Regions from separate parts of the Mus musculus genome. Here region 1 is linked to region 2. A link is a contact called in ENCODE Hi-C or POLR2A ChIA-PET data. All regions are on one chromosome and are shown on one strand. The core of a region is the stretch at or near the end of the contact, and the rest is flanking DNA. Distances in the headings are between cores, read along the strand shown. Region 1 holds the start of 4732471J01Rik (RIKEN cDNA 4732471J01 gene). Region 2 holds the start of Gsk3a (glycogen synthase kinase 3 alpha).

The links. Hi-C counts contacts between places; a loop is a spot of excess contacts on that map. ChIA-PET counts read pairs that join two places held with the same protein, here RNA polymerase II (POLR2A).
Region 1: a map of left cerebral cortex shows a loop between it and region 2 (3-fold over the local background). The contact joins the promoter of 4732471J01Rik here to the promoter of Gsk3a in region 2. A Hi-C loop is called at or near these places in 9 of 37 maps with a recorded cell type or tissue (gastrocnemius, heart and left cerebral cortex). POLR2A ChIA-PET finds 5 or more read pairs at or near these places in 4 of 5 experiments (Patski and embryonic stem cell).

What each region holds. Positions count from the first base shown.
Region 1 is chr7:25,393,364-25,396,063 of GRCm38, reverse strand. 4732471J01Rik (RIKEN cDNA 4732471J01 gene) reads right to left here and starts at 1,351. Exons shown (of 7, transcript NR_015569.3): 1 at 111-1,351. It also overlaps a transcript of Lipe not described here.
Region 2 is chr7:25,236,387-25,239,135 of GRCm38, reverse strand. Gsk3a (glycogen synthase kinase 3 alpha) reads left to right here and starts at 1,285. Exons shown (of 11, transcript NM_001031667.1): 1 at 1,285-1,758. The coding sequence starts at 1,476.

The DNA of each region.
Region 1 (2,700 bases), core at 102-2,601, 160 kb before region 2:
CCACGCCTTGGGTTGCCCGCCCCCTGCCCGCCCGCCCGTTCTTCCGGCTCCCGGGGCAAGTGGGCGGGCCAGGTTCAAGGAAAGGTGAATGAGATGGCGAGGGTCAGCACCTGCACAAGATGACTGAGAATTCTTTGTTGGGGTGACTCTAACGCGACTCCTCACTATTCCTGCTGTGAGGGCACTTCTCGCTGCTTCCAGGACTGCGGGTTTTTTTTTGGTTTTTGGTTTTTGGTTTTTTGTTTGTCGTTACGGTGCACTGCGCGGTTCCTTTAATCTGAGCAGATGGGCGGGCCAAGACCTTCAGCCCCACCCATTAAAGGCGGAGCTCCGCGAGGAGCCTGCCCAGGATTGGATGGTTTGGGGGCCTGGCAGTGGTGTGTAACTAGGATTGACTCTAAGAGAGGAACTTGATCGCTGGAATTGGGCCCCGCGCCAGGACTGGAAAGAATTGATGGAGCCGGCCGTGGAATCGGCGCCCGTGGGGGCCCAGGCCTCCAAGCAGGGCAAAGAAGGATCGAAGAACCGCAGTCGCAGGCGGTGGCGAAAAGGCAAGATCAAAGGTGAGTCGGTAACAGCTTAAAAGAAATCCCGCACATCCTGCGGGGGACTGGGGACTGGGGGAACTGACCCACTTCCACGAGGGGGAAGAGACCCGTGGACTGATCCACTGCCGTCCTGCGCGTGGGGGGGGGGGTGATGTGAGAGTAGAATGCCCCACCGAGACGTAAGGACTACGTCTGTCCCAGTGCGGTCTTTGGGGAAGTGTCCGAAATGCTCGTCTGTCGGAATAAGGTTCTCTCTCAGGTTCCTTTTTCTGTGTGGCCAAGAGCTGTGCCTTTAGTGTTTTCTGTTTCGGTTCAAGCGGTTTTCATGTCTTCTGCCCTCTTAAAAGAATAACGTAGAAGGGTTTTTAACCGCTTTTTCTAAATAAATAGAATGCAAAAGGTAGGCAGAAGGGGCATCCGGTAATTGGAAGAGCTCCTTGCAGCCCCTTCTTACTCTCTCAGTGAATCCATCCATCTGCTCTTTGACAATCGACCTTCATCAACCCAGCAACCCTGGGGCGACTTGCAAAACATGAGAACTTTTACGTTGTCCTTAGAGAAAGGAGGGAGTTACCATTTAGCTTCCCTGGATCCAAAAGGCTGGAGAAACAGTGGCAGAACAACCAAAGATTTTGCATGGCTCAATCAGAGCAGGCATTAAGTCCTGGTTTGGTTATGAGTTTTGTCTGTCTTGTGGCGCTGCTTACAGCCAAACCTAGGGCCTGGTGAACACTAAGCAAGCCCTCCGCTATGCAGCTCCACCGGCAGTCCATGGATCTTTATCAGACTCCAGGGACAGGTTCCTGTGCAGGCAAAACCAGAAAAAACCTGGCATGGCTTACCAGACCCAAAACCCCCAAATTCATCATTCCTCATCCTCCTTTGGTAGACAAGTGTTGGAGCTCAAGCAGGACCCTGAAGCCTCCTATCCCCCAACAAAGACACATAGCAGAACACTATGCTTTGAAGCGATATGGAACCTCAATCGCAAAGACCCATTGTACCAAATTGCTATGAATGTGAAGTAATGAACAGGGACCTTTTCTCAATTTTTTTTCTGAGCTCCCAACAGGCATCTGTAGGGCTGTTGTCAGATTCAAATGTGTGTGTTTTGGAGAGGTGTATGTAAGTCTACTGTCTGGCTGAGTGTGCTGAGTAGAGTGTCTGACTCTACTAGACACTGGTCTCCCTAAGAGTAGGGTTGTGTCTGCCTTGTTTACAGGGAATGCCAGACACATGGACATTCAAGTATTTATTAGATTGATAAGCAAAGGAATGTGTGAAGTGTGACGTGGAGCTGTTAATAGCCAAGCTGCCCTTAGTGTCATGAGGAGTCAGAAAGAATCTGCTTGAGTAAGGCTCCTCCCTTGCACGGGGTTCAGGTAAGCACACTCACAAAGGCTCGCAGCTCTGAGAAGTGACTGTCATTTCCTGAGGCCCTTCCTAGTGCCAGGCCTCAGACCTGTGAATCAGATCCCACCTCTGCCCCAAGGGTATCCTGACTGGCTGGAGCCGTCATTTATCCTTGTGATCTTGCCACAAGTAACTGGATGAGACAGCTGTCATTATGATCAGCCCATTTCCCAAATGACGACAGAGACACAGAGGCACTGAGCTGGTTGGGTTTCCTGTACCTGTCCAGTGAGGGCAGGGAGATGGATACCTTCAGCCTTCTCAGAGCAGGGAGTGTGGAGCTGACAGCTGTTGTATGCCTCAACCTTAATTCTGAATCTAAAAGGCTCTAGTCACAAAGATTTCATCCCGAGACAGACATTCAATACCTAGAGGTGCCAGGCTTCGGCTTTCTGTAACTAGCAGGGCAGTCTCAGTAGAGCTGAGGACACAGATGGTAATAAGACTGTTGTTGCCAGGCATGTGCCGCACACCTCTGATCCCAGTCCTTGGGAAGCTGAGTCAGTTCAAGGCAAGCCCGGGCTACATAGTGAGTTGCAGGTCAGTCAGGGCTACAGAGTGGAACTCTGTCTCAACCTCTCTCATTCACCCATTTACAAAACATTGTAAACAAGCCAGTATGATAAAAGGAAAAATCCTGGAGCTGGGGATGTAGCTTATTACTGGAGTACCTGACTAGCATGGACAAAGCCCAAGGGTCTGTCTCCAGGACCACACACAGTAGGCATCATAGCACTTG
Region 2 (2,749 bases), core at 36-2,535:
CCCCAGCCCCCAGTTTCCTACTTTGGTGCGACTTTTCCCGGGTATTAATTGATTAACAGGAGACTCGACATACTCAAGAAAGCTGAAACTCCTTCGTGTAGTCGGCTCCCTTCATTCAGATTATCTAGAATCCTGTAATCTAGGAAGAGGATAGACGCAAAAAATTGGGGGTTCAGGACAGAAATTCTCTCTTTTTTTAAATCCTGCAGCTCATCTTCTTGGTCCTAACCATATTGCTAGGGAAAAAGGTAGACTATCGGAAAACAAATGTTCTGAGGCATAGTCGGGACTGTTTACTGTACTAAATCCGTTGAGAATGTAAGGAGACGTTATTCTCTTCTCTATATGTGGTTGCTTGGGACTACTTTTTCTAGCACTCACTTATCGGTTTAGGTCTTAGACCTAGGGATCAGAGAAGACATTGTAACACATTATAGTCTCCCTTGGGAACAATTGTCCTTAACCTTTCACCTACACTCTCAGCCACAGTACTCCCTTTGGACTACAGCTCCCACGAAGCCCCAGAGCCTAGCTTCACGAAGAGTCAGAGTCTACTGTGGATTATTCCCAGCATGCTTCTGGTTGCTGGTAGCTCTCATCAGCCTCGTCAATGGTGAGGCAATATTGAACTTCATTTCCCAGAAGACACCAGGCTCATTGAAGCGACGCGCATAACTCTTGGTGTCGACTACATTTCCCGGAAGGAACTGCGACGCTGCTAGCTGGCCTGAGAGAGCGCGATGCCTATTCTACTTCCTATCAGTTCCTTCCAGTTACAGTATCTACTTAAGGTTTGAGGAGCATCTGAGACTTCATTTCCTATAGTGCTTTATCAACCATTCTACACCTGCAATGCGGTGAGGGCGTGGTGATGACTCCATTTCCCAGTGTGCTTCACAGCCAGAGTACTAAGTATTCACGGGTGCGGACTCGATTTCCCAGAATGCACGCGGTGCAGGAAGTCACCGATGGCCCACAGATTGGGTGGGTGGCTGGACTCCATTTCCCGGCGTGCATCATTCTTGGATGCTGCTCAGTATTGGAGTGGCTAAGATTTCGTTTCTGAGATACTCTAAGGGACTTGCTTTTTCCTCTGTGTAGTGAGTGTGTGGCTCTGACTGTGTTTTTCAAAGTGCTTCCAAGTTAGCTTTTGGCAGAGTCGGGTGACATTAGCCAGGACTCTATTTCCCGGTGTGCAGCGCGAGCCGTCACACCCCGCCCCCAGCAGTCAGCTACTCTGAGGGTTTGAGAACTCCATTTCCCAGAGTGCTGTGCGGGTCGAGGGTGGTGACAACGAAGCCGACGGCAGAGGGACTTCATCTCCCGGCGTGCCCCGCGGCGGGCGCTGGGCCGGAGCCGGAGCCCGAACGGCGCGGCCTGGAAGAGGCCGGAGCCCAGGGGAGGCGGCGGCAGAGGCAGCGGCGGGGGCAGCCCAGGCAGCCCGAGCCCCGCGGCCTGGGCCTGCGCTCGGCGCCATGAGCGGCGGCGGGCCTTCGGGAGGCGGCCCTGGGGGCTCGGGCCGGGCGCGGACCAGCTCGTTCGCGGAGCCAGGAGGCGGAGGCGGAGGTGGTGGCGGCGGCCCCGGGGGCTCGGCCTCTGGCCCAGGAGGCACTGGCGGCGGGAAAGCGTCAGTCGGGGCTATGGGTGGGGGCGTGGGAGCCTCGAGCTCCGGGGGTGGCCCCAGCGGCAGCGGCGGAGGAGGCAGCGGTGGCCCCGGCGCGGGCACTAGCTTCCCGCCGCCGGGAGTGAAGCTGGGCCGTGAGTACTTAGGGGCGCCCTGTGGGGTGGTGATCTGGGTTTCCCAAGCGCATCAAACGGCAACCAGATTCTTTCATGTACCCAGAGAGAAGCTCGAGGTCACCGTGCTGCTTTAAGCCAGGATCGGAGCTTTCTGTCTCCGAGATAAAGGAGTTTGAGGGTTTACCATCACTTGGAGTTTAGATTCAGAATTACCAACACCCAAGAAACAGAGGTCACAGGTCCTATTCTTCCAGTTATCAAGGTCTCGAGTACTTGACGACGTTGCCATCCACAGGAGACTAGGATCAGAGGTCATAGTTACTTGCCAATTTGATCTAGGATTGTTGTCCCCTAAGAGACAAGAATATGATTTCTGTCACTATCCTGTATGAAAAGGGGGCTATTCGTTTCCTTCCCATCAAAATTGGTGATTTGGATAGGATATCCTTTAGAAACACCGATTCAGAATTATTAATGTTTCCACAGAAAAGGGCCAGGTTTAAACCATACGGCCTGACATTATCACCTAACCCACTGAAAACGTTTAGACTTGTAGTCAGTCCTCGATGATGGCAGTAAATAATCACTATTGTTTATAGATAAGAATAGCTTGGGAATAAACACAGGCTTCTAAGAAAGCTCATTGTCAGTTTTCTTTTAAAACAAGGTGAGGGAGCAGGGTTCTTTAGCAAAAATGGAGTGGGGGGGCACAGGTCACACCTCTTATAAAATATGGTTTTGAAGTGGCTGGTACTGGCTCTGAAAAAATAAATAGCCATGTGGTAGTATTTTTCAAAATATCCCTCACTGTCCCCCTTGCAAATTGCCTTTGTTGGTAAGTTTCCTAAAGGGAGTGGGTCCCTAAGAGTGGCAACTAGGCTTGCTGCTACTCAGAGACAGGGAATTGGAAACCAAAGCTTTCCTTCAAAGGCATCAGGCTGGGATATGCCTTCAGCAGTTGTGGAGTTGAGCAGCTCCATTCTCAGGCTAGGTACTACTCTGGAGCACA